Linked DNA regions of Homo sapiens: region 1 is linked to region 2. Evidence: chromatin contacts called from ENCODE Hi-C or POLR2A ChIA-PET data. All regions are on one chromosome and are shown on one strand. Each heading gives the region's core, a stretch centred on a gene start or an enhancer-like site at or near the end of the contact. The rest is flanking DNA. Distances are from core to core; before and after follow the strand shown.

What was found. Hi-C counts contacts between places; a loop is a spot of excess contacts on that map. ChIA-PET counts read pairs that join two places held with the same protein, here RNA polymerase II (POLR2A). Pooled maps may share reads with other maps.
Region 1: a loop to region 2 is called in a map of endothelial cell of umbilical vein, with 7 times the contacts of the local background. The contact joins two enhancer-like sites. A Hi-C loop is called at or near these places in 4 of 168 maps with a recorded cell type or tissue (A673, Calu3, PC-9 and 1 more) and 4 of 50 pooled maps. POLR2A ChIA-PET finds 5 or more read pairs at or near these places in 1 of 52 experiments (PC-3).

Annotation. Positions count from the first base shown.
Region 1 is chr3:172,135,740-172,142,300 of GRCh38, reverse strand. All of the region lies in intron 3 of FNDC3B (fibronectin type III domain containing 3B), which reads right to left. Among named protein-coding and RNA genes, the nearest start is that of FNDC3B, 99 kb to the right of the region's middle. RefSeq lists enhancers at 963-1,786, 5,083-5,906. Within about 2 kb of position 3,245, at least 31 of the 41 ENCODE cell types and tissues checked have a DNase peak (open chromatin) inside an H3K27ac peak, as active enhancers do; they include endothelial cell of umbilical vein, where a contact is called at or near this core.
Region 2 is chr3:171,859,682-171,866,326 of GRCh38, reverse strand. No RefSeq gene overlaps it. Among named protein-coding and RNA genes, the nearest start is that of TMEM212, 20 kb to the right of the region's middle. Within about 2 kb of position 2,961, at least 4 of the 41 ENCODE cell types and tissues checked have a DNase peak (open chromatin) inside an H3K27ac peak, as active enhancers do; they include endothelial cell of umbilical vein, where a contact is called at or near this core.

The DNA.
Region 1 (6,561 bases), core at 1,996-4,495, 280 kb before region 2:
CATCTAAAAAATCCTAATAACTCCAGTTCGCATAGGCTTTCTGAAATGCTTTAAAAATGATTAGCTAACAAAAAATGAAGGGGGGGTCAATGCCCACCCATAATAAAGAGCGAAAGCTTAGTAATCACTCCTATTTATTGGGCCCCTACTATGACTCAGAAATTGTTCTTAGTGCTCTGTACACAATAACTCATTTAATCACAGCAATCCTTCCAGAGAGAAATTACTATTCCAGCTCTACAGATAAGGAAACTGAGGTGTAGAGAAGTTAAGGAACTAATTTTACAATATACATCTAATGTGCAGGGGATTTTTGAGCCAGGCAATCTCACTCCAAAATCTATAATGATCTTCCCAATATATAGCCCTGACTGCTTCTTGGTACTGCCTAAGAAACAGAATGCACTAAATAAAAATTTTAACAAGTATGGAAACAAGTTTTTTTTTTTTGAGACGCAGTCTCACTCTGTCTCCCAGGCTGGAGTGCAATGGCACGATCTCAGCTCACTGCAACCTCCATCTCCCAGGTTCAAGTGATCCTCCTGTCTCAAGCCTCCTGAGTAGCTGGGATTACAGGTGCCAACCACCAAGCCCAGCTAATTTTTGTATTTTGGTATTTAGGGGGAAATAGAGATGGGGTTTCACCATGTTGGCCAGGCTGGACTTAAACTCCTGACCTCAGGTGATCTGCCCCACCTTGGCCTCCCAAAGTGTCGGGATTACAGGCGTGAGCCACTATGCCCAGCCAGAAGTATGGAATTCAATGAAAATGTAAAAGGAGGCACATTAGAAAAACTGCTTTGTTGGATAAAATAAGAGGATACAGCCTTCTCTGAATATAGCTGCTCAGGCGTGGTGCAAGAGTGAACGGCTGTTATTCAAAAGAAAACCAACAACTAAAAATCTACAACAAAATTTACTTTAAATTCATGGAACACTGGACCCATTGTTTTAGCTATAACCCCATATCTGAACAGTATACACATTCTTATAAACCTTCATCTAAAATGTTTGAACTGGTGCCATCACCAGCAACCCTATGAAAGCAAGTCTATCATAAATAAGCAATGAAAGGGAGACTAGAATTTCAACTGATTTCTACAAGTAGGAAAATGAAGTCATTGCCCACAATCATGCCATCTATTTAGGGGGGGGAAAAATCAGTAAAGCTGTGTATACAACTAGATAATGATGATAAGAATAATGACACTTACAATGGATTATCCTCACAATCCTATCAGATAGGTACTATCATTGTTCCCATTTTAAGAGAGGAAATTGGGGCTAACAGGTTAAGCATTAGCTACGAAATGACCAGGGATTCACACTACAGAGCTGTACTCTGAGAACTCAACACCAATTCATCTTAAGTCTGATGACACAACATTGGGTGACAGTTTTATCTAAGGGTTTAACATTCCGTTCTTATGTAAATATAAGAATAAACATAAAAATCAAGATAACTGAGACAGGAAGAAGGAGAAAGGCAGGAAGCAGCATATACCCTGAGTACCTCCCTTGAGAGGGACTTAAAACCTCCTAGGAAAGCAACATAGTTTGGTATTGACGTAACCCAGCCTCATGACATTACACAATCCCAGCAAGATGACAGTTGCACGTACAATCACAGCCTTTGCTCTCATTCCTTCCATAACCTGGACTTTCTGCTCTGGGCCCGTCAGTATTTTCCGGCCCTGGTGGAAACCACCTGCTGGTAAACTTCCAGTTACTCAGCAGCAAGCTGCTGTCTGTAAAAGGGTTTCTCAGGTCAGCGTATGGAATGTCTACTTGTAACAAATAGCTGTGCATCAGTCCATGTTGAGAGGAATTGCTAACTGTCATGTGCAAAATAGAGCCCCCAAACATTTCAGAGATCAAGAGTACTCCACAAAGCTGAAAGTAATTTTTCTTCAATCTTTCTCCAAATTTCATGTAAATCCAATCATGGAAAATGGAAAAATCGTCTAATGAAGCAAATATATATACACACACGTAAATATATATTTGTAGTACAGACACACACAGGTAAAAGACTGATTGGTCTTGAAGCTAACATTTAAGTATCATAAGGTAAGCTGGAGAGTTGGTAGAGTAATTCAGATTTTCCTAGAAATTCAGACTATCTTGGCTTAGAGCCTCCTGGGAGGATTAACTCTCACCATATACAGCTTTGGATCAATCAGAAAGAAAGATGGCCATGACACTAGGGCTAGCCTTGGCAAATGACTTGCTATTTTCAATTCTAGAAGATTTTCCAAGTGAGGCCTAAGTGTTCACAATAACATTTCAGCTTGTTAGCAATCCCTCACAAATCCACCAAATACTAAAGAAATGGGTTTCGGACAGGCACACTGGCTCATGCCTGTAATCCCAGCAATTTGGGAGGCCAAGGTGGGAAGATCACTTGAGCTCAGGAGGTCAAGGCTGCAACGAGCTATGATCTGATCGTGCCACTACACTTCAGCCTGGGTGACAGAGCAAGTCTGTCTCAGAGCCAGGTCTTTGTTTTTGAGACAGGATACCCTGTCTCAAAAAACAAAAAAAAAAAGAAATGGTTTTCAAGGCAGTTTCTTATGTAGAAAACAAGCTCCTAAAATCCTAATCTTGTAATAGGAAGAAACATTTCCATTTATAATACAGACATTTTACAAATAGTCAAATAACAATTCATCCAATATAATAAAAGTTGGCAAAGATTCAGAATTTAATGCATTCATGTTACAATAATTTTACTTTCAAATCACCCAAATATTTTTAATCAAAAAACTGGTTGCAAATTTCAGCCAAGACAGAGATTCACTACAATCTTTGAAAGCAAGCTTCATTTGCAACAGGTCCTCTTCCTGGGTTTTAAGCTAGTAAAACAGGAATTTCTCATTTATATGCAAAGTATGTATTAAAGGGAGAGACCATATGCATGCTTTGCTTTTGAAGTTTTAGTCTACCTCAGTTTGCAAAACCAAGCTATGACACCATTCTTGTCATTTCACACTAAACAAAGCAAGAGACAACCCAAATTCCCTAGGACCTGTCATAAAATTCTTAGAAAGAATGACAGGTCAGTGTTTTAGTGTGCCAAACAAGTCTAATAAATGCACTTAAAGTATCATATAAGGAAAAAAAAGCAACGTTAAGGTCCCAAAAGTATCACATAAGGAAAAACAAGTAACATTAAGGTCCCTGTGACATTCTGGATGCTGACTCATACATGGAGGGGCGGGGGATGGGAGACAAATGAGGAAATTCAGAAATGGTGAACAGCTCTCAATGGTGTCATTCACAGAGCCACTGGGCAGAGCATGATGTTCATCAACGATACAGTTCCCACACTCACTGAGGCAGGGGGAGAATTAGACACAGAGCTGAAGAAGTCTTATGGAGAACAAGCAAGAGCGGAAAAAGTTTCACATTCGAATAGCTTCAAAGCTACAGCCATCTCATAGTAGTGCCCTCTTAGAATTCCCCTCTGCACGCATTCTGTTGTCATTTAGTCATTTTGAGGTCTCTATTCACTTAACACAAGTCAGCAGATTAACTGCTATGGTAAAAGATTCCTAAATTATTTTGGACAAAAACTATTAGCAATTAAGTATCTTTAAATATTACTGTTTACTAACATAATGGTGCTTCCTAAGAATTTTACTTTAATCAGTATTTTTTATCACCATCACACTCACCTATTTTCTTTAGCCTCACAATTTATATCTAATAGTCTTAAATAAAAAATTACAGTATTAATAATGTAGGGTCATTGTAAAAGTTCTTTAGAATTTAAACATATTTCTCTAAAGGAAACTCATTAACTTCAATTATCAATGGAATCTAGTATTTCAAAGTTCTTCTATTGAGATTTAGAGACTGCTATAAGCACGTAACTAAACCTCTTTAAACTGCCATCAGAAGAGTAAAATTTAAAAGAAAAATCATCATGCTTGAATGTAATACCAGAGCCACTCAGGAATCCAGTCAGTAATTATTCTCAAGCTGTGTGGCTGGGGAGCAGGGTGAAGATACACTGTTTCCTGTCACAACTGAATTCACATCTAATTCGAGAGCTAAGGAAAGGTTTACGCATATAACCAGACTGTGTAGTGCTACCTCTACCTGCTCCTCCAGAATTCAGGGAAAAGTCAGGCAGTGGTCTGAGAGAGCTCTTGGAAGAAAGAGGCCTAAAGTCTTAAAGGAAGCATGATGTTTGTTTTGGCTGGAGGATTTTACAGGGAGCAGATAAAGAGATGGCATGTGTAGACAGGAAGGAAGGCTGCATTGCCAGCACCTCAGCCCAGACACAGATATGAAAATAATGGGAGAGACCCAAGTGTGCCCTCTATTAATTCCTGAACTGAAGCAAAGGCAAAATTCATACTGATTGCTAAGATTCTTTTTTCCTAACAATTAGCTCTTTATACACTTTGATCTGGCCAAGAGAAAATAAATCCTTTGTCTAGGATGCCATAGGTATAGGCTAACCCCAAGTGAGAATAAACTATGACCTTTTTTGGCCCCTTCAAGACCTATGATTCATGTTTCATGGGAAATATTGAGAAATATTCCATTAGAAATGAATCTGCGTTCACAGCATATTGTATGCTTCCTGTGTTTTCTTCCTTATCACCAAGGACATTCCCATAAAAACACATTTTTTTTTCTTTTTTAATAGACGGGGTCTCAGGATAGAGTGCAGTGGTGCAACCATAGCTCACTGCAGCCTCAAACTCCTGTGCTCAAGTGATCCTCCCACCTCAGCCTTCTGAGCAGCTGGGACTACAGGCATGCACCACCACACCTGACTAATTTTTTCTTTCTTTGGTAGAGATGGGTCTCACTATGTTGCCCAGGCTAGTCTTTAACTCCTGGCCTCAAGCAATCTTCTGCCTTGGCCTCCCAAAGTGCTGGGATTATAGGTGTGAGCTTCCCTACTCAGCCCATATTCTTCTGTATTAATTTGCTTTCAACTTCCAAGCTGCCTTTTAATGAGATCACAATGAGCTTCTGAGGTCTTTCTAGTGGTGTCACAAATGTCCTACAGATAAAATTATCAGGCTAATAAATTCAGTTACAAGTAAAGAGGACTGACCTCATACAATGTGATTTCAAAGTTTCCAGGAAGGCCCAGCAACCAACTCCATTCCCTACCTGAAATCCCCACAAAGCAGTCCCTAATCTGAAGGCTGGTGTTAAAATAGCAAAGTTATTAGGCTGACAGTTTCAACCACGGCATAATCAATGGGTATGACTTCAAAATTTCCAGGAAGGCCACCACCACCCATCACCTTCCCCTCAATTTAGAAAAACACCGCCGGATGTGGTGGCTCATGCCTGTAATCCCAGCACTTTGGAAGGCTGAGGTCAGGAGATCGAGACCATCCTGGTTAACACAGTGAAATCCTGTCACTGCTAAAAATACAAAAAAATTAGACAGGTGTGGTGGCGTGTGCCTGTAGTCCCAGCTACTCAGGAGGCTTAGGCAGGAGAGTCGCTTGAACCCGGGAGGCGGTGGTTGCAGTGAGCCGAGATTGTGCCACTGCACTCCAGCCTGGGCGACAGAGTGAGACTCCATCTCAAAACAAAAAACAAACAAAACAAAAACACTCCCGCCTGTTGGCCAGTGTTCAAAGAACATAAGTAGAGTTTTGATCTCTTAAATCCCTAACAAAATACAAATATTTCTTTCAGAAATTTCCATTACAATGTGACCATTTTCAGATTCCTTCCTAATAGGTTTTTAAATGACAAAGAACTGCCTCCCACTGTACCTACAAGTCCTCTCCCATTGTCCTGGAGCTGGAGCCCTCCCTGGCCCCAATCAACAACAGCTGGAGCTGGAGCTGGAAGCCCCACCTGGAAGCTGAGCCACCCCAAATCTGAACTCAAACCTGATTTGGGGCAGAAATAATTTAATGAGTTCTAAACCAATACTCCCTGCATCACACTGTCTGCTAGTCACTGCTCAACCAGTAGATCTCACTTCATTAACAAAGTGCTCGCCCCTAGCTTATTCCCAAGACTCAGTCTCCACCAACCACTTTTGTTCTGCAAACCATCTGTCTCATTCTGGGTATCTAAGTAGTCATCCTGCTATCCAGCTCAGAATCCTGTTACTCCAGGAACAGGAACTTAACCTTGCTGTTGTCAAGAGAATGGAGTCCTCCCTGACATAAAGGCACAGAACAAGGAACTGAGGGCATCAGACATAGCAGGGAAGAAAACTCAACTCTGCCTCTTTCTAGCTTTGTGACTTTTCGACAGGCCTCAGCTTCCTTATGTGTAACTACACACTCACTAAAGGAAAGAATGCATAGCACAGCCTGAGATGAATAAATGTTAGCAATGGTAGAGATGATGTTAATCACTGGGACTGTGAGGATGACACAGCAACTTGTGTTGGAATTTACAAATACACTGCCTATTGCCACATTTTATGTTGCTATATTCTACCCAACTGGAATGAAGTATTCACGAACTCATACTGGGACTCATATAAAGGGTTTCTTATTTTTTGCCTGAGTGACTGCCTTTTATACATTAGTGGCAGTCAATGAGTCTGAATTTGGGGTTCAG
Region 2 (6,645 bases), core at 1,712-4,211:
ACATGACAAGAGAAGAGTCATGCTCTAGTGAACAGAAGATACTCCTCTTGTCAAAGGCATTAATTTCAGTCCAGCACCTTGTAATTTCATTGCTCTATCAGCTTTTCTTTTCAGCTATCAAATTAGGTTTGTTATATGATGTAAGTGAGGAAAAACATTTAAAAACAATTTTTTGACCAGGCACGGTGGCTCAACTCCTGTAATCCCAGCACTTTGGGAGGCCAAGGCGGGCAGATCACGAGGTCAGGAGATCAAGACCATCCTGACCAACATGGTGAAACCCGTCTCTACTAAAAATGCAAAAATTAGCTGGGTGTGGTGGCATGCGCCTGCAATCCCAGCTACTTGGGAGGCAGAGGCAGGAGAATTGCTTGAACCCAGGAGGCAGAGATTGCAGTGAACTGAGATCATGCCACTGCACTCCAGCCTGGCTACTCCATCTCAAAAAAATAAAAGATTTTTTTTTGTAAATAAACTGAAATTTTATACGTAAATAATATAAAAGGTTTTTTTTAGGACTGCAATTAGCTTGTTATGACAGATTGAATATTGAGCAAAGAAAGATGCTGCCCTAAAGTGGTTAAAGTGATCTGGGAATCTGTGATAGCTCTCACATGAGTAACATTCCCAGCACGTACTGTGTCTTGAGCTAACATAGCAACACGGTGATGTGGTCAACACCAGGGACACATCAGTGTGGCTTAGGACAGGTAGAGAGCCAGCTGTTCCATTCTTTAAAAATTATCTTTTTCACTTGCTTTATGTAGTACCTCCTTGATGCTAATCTACTCAAATGGAATGAAGTTTCATTTCAAAGTCACGGATTAGGACAGATCTGGAAAGGTCCTTGGAGGTTGGCTGGGGTCTGAGAGATGAGGAAGCTCAAGTCCCTGATACCTGATTTGTGCAGCAATGAGCTGCCAGCTTGTCTACATAGTCCCTTCTGGCTTCTCTGGCCAGTCTGGGAGGGGAAGTGTCATTGTGTCATTCCTCACCCCACACCCCGCCATTGTTTTCACCCTAATTACTTCCTCTGTTTCTCTCTCTTCTTTCCTATGGGAAAACCCAGACATCCAGCAATAGGCCTCAAGTCTTCTCCTCTTTAATTAGTAAAATTTACAGTATCAAACCAACATTGTTACATTCTAAAAGGTATTGTACTCACATGTTAGCACCATTGTAACCATTCAGATATATCATCAATATACATGCCATTTTCTCTGCATTCTTTCATGGCTATAGAAAATGGAGACTTCTGCTTTTTACTCAAGTTTCTGCTCTTGTATAAAACAAACGCTTTTTATTTGTTTCAAATATATTTAGTTGTTTTAAATATGTTATATTTAATATCTATTCAAAAACATATTTATGGCCAGGCGTGGCCGTTCACGCCTGTAATCCCAGCCCTTTGGGAGGCCAAGGCAGGTGGATCACCTGAGGTCAGGAGTTCGAGACCAGCCTGGCCAACATGGTGAAACCCCGTCTCTACTAAAAATACAAAAATTAGCTGGGCATGACGGTGCATGCCTGTAATCCCAGCTACTTGGGAGGCTGAGGCAGGAGAACCTCTTGAACCCAGGAGGCAGAGTTTGCAGTGAGCTGAGATGGTGCCACTGCACTCCAGCCTGGGTGACAGAGTGAGACTCTGTCTCAAAAAAAAATTATTAATAATAACATTTTAGATTCAGATGGGGAAGCAAAGGAAAAAACCCACTACAATATGTTATATTAAAAGGGTAAATTGACTGCATGTCAAGAGGAAAATATGTTAAGCCTCATGATAATTTATAAAGTAAAAAATACAAAAAGCAGTTCTCAGGATCCTGACCCCTCCCCACCTACCACTCCCTCTTTGACAAAATATCAAACTTACTTTAATACATTACAATAAACACTTCAGTATCATTTCCTCTCTCAGCAAGTTGCTATCACCCTTGGTGTGGTCCCAGTGATTAAATGAAATGCAAATATCCTGGAAAAATAGCCTTCATTTCTAAAATATGAATGTTAGTTTTTGTTTGTGAGCAACGTAAGAAAGATTTTCCAAGAGAAGCATGACGATGCCAGGTCAGTAGGTGGGACTCACATGGGACTGCTGATATACCACCTAAAGGAGGTGACACAGTCCAGCAGCCGGGAGCCTGCACCCCAGACTTTGTGAGACCTGAGACTGAATTCTTAGTTCTACATGGCTGTCTCAGTGCCCTCATCTGTGAAATGGGCATAGTGAACTTTGGAGTGATGTGAGGAATAAAAGAGGTACAGCACCTGACAAACAGTAGCTGCCCAATAAATGACACCTACAATTCTTCCTCTTTTATCCAGTTTTATGTCACTGTTATTATGTCAGAGAAACAGAAGTAGTAATGCCCTGCATTGTGATTCTTTTTCCAGCTTCTGATTTCTCTACTGACCAATGTGAGGAGACTTCCTAACACAATTTGTGAGGAAGAAATACAATGAGTTATTATTGTTCTCTGGTCCTGCATGAGTTCTAATTGGATCTACGAAAGGGGGATTAGTTCCAAGAGCATCAGAAAGACCTTACTATAGCCGAAACTGAGGCCCCAGACCTTTAGGGTGAGAGTCATAGATGAATTCATTTCAAAGCACATTCATATTGCAATGATCCAGTGTAAGTCCCTTGGAAGATTTGGGGCCAGCATGATGCTGCTCATTTGTCTTCTGTTGGGCGGGAGAGGGTCCTCCACTGACAAATATTCTGCCTCCGTATGTTTTGGGATTGCATTTCAAGGTTTAACTACATCTCTTATGTGAAGCAAATATTTCTCAGTTCATTGAAAAAAGTAAAACCACTGTATCACATGACGAGAAGGAAATATTTTCTTTCCCCCTTTCATTAAAAAAGACACAAAACACAACACCGAATAATGAAAGGAAAACAAACAGGGCCATTCCATTCCGTGGAGGAGGGGCTGAGTAGCCGCAGGGGACAGCTGCATTGTGTCTGGCATCCCAATTCTTTCCTTTCCCATCACTTTATTACTTATTGGACGAAGAATGTAGACAATTCCGGCTATGGTTGTTTTGCATTTTCGTTCCTCGACTTAAACTCTGTGTTATGCGTGTTTGCCCCCTATGCTGGGTCTTGGAGCTGACAGAGTCACTTCAACATTCTGCATGGAGCCTTCTGAGCAGGTGGCTGTTATTCCCTTCTCAGCCCCCACCCCTTCCTGTGAGGCCTTGGACAGTCGCAAGGACTCACACGCCCCTTTGTGTTTATCAAAGTCATCAAACCTTTCATGTCTCTTTCAAGCATTTCTCTCTGTGGTTGTGGTTGGGTACCAATTGACAGAACATTCACACACCTTCACTGTGTGAACTTTAACAAGATGACCTGGATTCTACCAAAACAAGGCAACACAGGGAGGAAAGAAATAATGGATGTGGTGGTTCCTTAGGGGGTGCTTGATTCATTTCTGAAAACATATTTTTCAACGTATAGAAAAAAACTCTTAGAAGTGAATATTTTTCATTATAATATTGACTGATACGTATGGATCTTAAAAACAATAGTTGACTTTGTTCCACAGTTCATGACAGTACAAATACAAAATGACCACTTTTCCAAATCTTTTTGTAAACCATCACTTTTGTTTACAAACTTTCATGACTCTTGAATTTTCTGATATGCACAAAATTTACATTAAAAATGTTAATTTTCAGGGTGACACTTAAAAGTGCAGCTTTTTAATACACTGTCGATGTTTTGCTTATATAAGCAAAAAGAATTGTGAATGAATAGTAACATATTTTGTATTATAATTTTTAATGAAATGTTTACGATATTGCTTATCACTTTCTGCATGTGGGGAATCTAACAACATAACTGTATGGGGGTAAATGAAATATAGAATCATTATGTAGAATTCTGTATTTGGACAAATTATCTGCTTTTCATTTTAAGAAAGTTGTGCATTTTCTGAAATTTTAGTAAACAATATACTTATTTCACTGCGGGAAATTGTGCCTAATATAGCAGAGATTTCTACATGGTAGCAAAGGTTTGCTCAGGCTGTGTGTGTGCCTCATGGGCTTGGCGCAGTGGTGTATTTAATAATACAGAACATCGTGTCCTGTTACGTCAGCCACGCATCCTCACTAATGAAACACGATCTGCCGCCATTATGGTGTCAACTCATCCAAAAACACTCCCCAAGGAAATGTTGCTTATTAAATTTACCTAGAACTCTCACCCAAATTAGTGTTGCATTTTATGCAGATTGGGGAAACTGAGACTGTCAAGAAGTGACACTAAGAGAATCTTGTGCTAGGAGGAGAATCTTTTGCAAAATACAGTATGATTCTTAAACTTCACTGGCCATCAGATTTCTTGGGGTATGTGTTAAAAACGCACACTCTGTGCCTCCGACTCTAGAGTTTCTGACATAATAGGGGTTAGATGGCACCCAGAAATCTGGCTTCACAAGAACCCTGTATGATTTTGACATCACTGGTCTACTCTAAGAAATATAGTTTCGTTGGCCCTGTACCCAGCTGAGAAGGCACACACTAAGAAGTTGTGTCCTGAGCAAGATGGGAAAGGCTAAACTCTAAAGCTGGAGAAGCTTGCTTTTGAACCCAGCTCATCTCTGTTTTCAATTCATTTCTCTCTCCCCAGGCACTTCAGGTGGCCTCACTGTTGAATCTTCATGGAGGTGACTTACCAAGCCCCTCATATATTTTTTCCCTTTCTCCCTCCCCTCCGTCCCACATTAAACCTCTGTGTTATGCCTAAGGTGACAGCCAGATGTCTGATGAACGGCCCATGTTGAGGGGTCGTGACTGCCAGCACTTCAGAAATGTGTGGTGCTTCTAGGCATGCATTCCTTTTAGCAAAGGGCTCCAGAAAGTATGGACGTTTGCCACAAGGAAGAAATCTCAAATACTAAACTTCCAGATGCCCTGGCAGTACAGTGGGGGAGGTGATTTTGGTTTGCTTCCCTCAACTCTTGGCAGGCCTCCTTGTAAAATCAACTCTGTTCCTAAGAACGCACAGGATTTCCTTTGCAGACTTGCGTAGAAGTTGAAGAGGACAGAACTGACCACAAAAGGCATCAAGAGTGCCAAATTTTTGTATTCCAGCTTTGCTGGTTGGGGTGGATAGTATCAACCTGAAAAAAAAATTGGCTAACACTATCCAAATTCATTTGACCCCAATATGATACTAATCTAAATCATAAAGCCAGCATGAGAGTTTGCAGTGGGAAGTATCTCTTTCCAAAGGGAAGCTGTTCAACCCACGAAGGATCAGCATCAGCTGTAGGAGTTTAGAATCAGGTCACTTCTGCTCTTCTCCCAGAGGCCCTACTCCAACTCTCCTGGAGGCCAGAGCCATGCACTTTAACCGTAGAGTAGGGAAGTACACTGACACATAGTAAGCCTCTATTACTATCATATCATTAGTGGTATTATTAGCCCTTCTGGAAAAAGTTAGAAAGCTGAACTTGATGTTGGGGTACTTCAACCTCTTTGTTGGGGTAGGAATGGAAACACTGGGAGAATTTCTTCTATGTATTTTCAAGCCACAGTGCATCTGAATTGTGGGTTAGAAGCCAATTTAAGGTATCTGTATTCAACTATTAAAAATATTAAATATATTATTCCATCAATTTCCTCAAAAAGTTCTTAGTCTTTGTCTCTATTAGTACTTTTTATTGTGTAAAATTTAATTAGATAAAATAAAGCAAATTGTCAAATTCAATCCTACATTGTAAACTGCAAAATAACATTGCAAAGCATTATGCAGATGTTTAGGGTTAAAATTCAAGGTTTGACCTGATGAGGTGGCTTATGCCTGCATTCCCAATAGTCTGGGAGGCTGAAGCGGGCAGATGACTTGAGCCCAGGAGTTCAAGACCAGCCTGAGCAACGTGGTGAAACCTTGTCTCTACAAAAGATAAAAAAAATTAGTTGGACATGGTGGCTCACACCTATGGTCTCAGTTACTCAGGAGGCTGAAGTGGGAGGATCACTTCAGCACAAGAGGCAGAAGTTGCAGTGAGCTGAGATCATGCTATTGCACTCCATCCAGCCTTGGTGACAGAGCGAGACCCGGTCTCAAAAAAAAAAAAAAAAAAAAGAATAAGTAAAATAAAATAAAATTCAAAAATTCAAAGTTGGTTTATCTTAGCATATGTCTTCCCAGGGGAAAAAATACTATATTCTCATGACCTCTTAAACTTAGAATCAGGTAAAGGGATGCAGATTCATTATTCATAAAAAGTTCAGTGTTTCTTATCACTTTATGTTAAAAATGTATTTTATTTTATTCCAGCTTTAATGAGGTATATTTGACAAATAATGTTATATAAATTATAAGTGTATATTGTGATGATTATGTGTATATATATGAAATGTGAAATGTTTATCACAGTCAAGTCAGTTAACACATCCGAGACCTCACATATTTACCTCTTGTGGTGTGTGTGGTGAGAACATTTAAGATCTACTCTCTTAGCAAATTTCAAGTGTACAATACATTGCTGTTAAATAGTCATCATGCTGTACATTAGATTCCTAGAACTTACTCAACTTATAACAGAAAATTTGTACCCATTGACCAATTTCTCTCCGTTTCCTTCACCCCTCAGCCTTGGCAACAACCATACTACTCTCTATTTC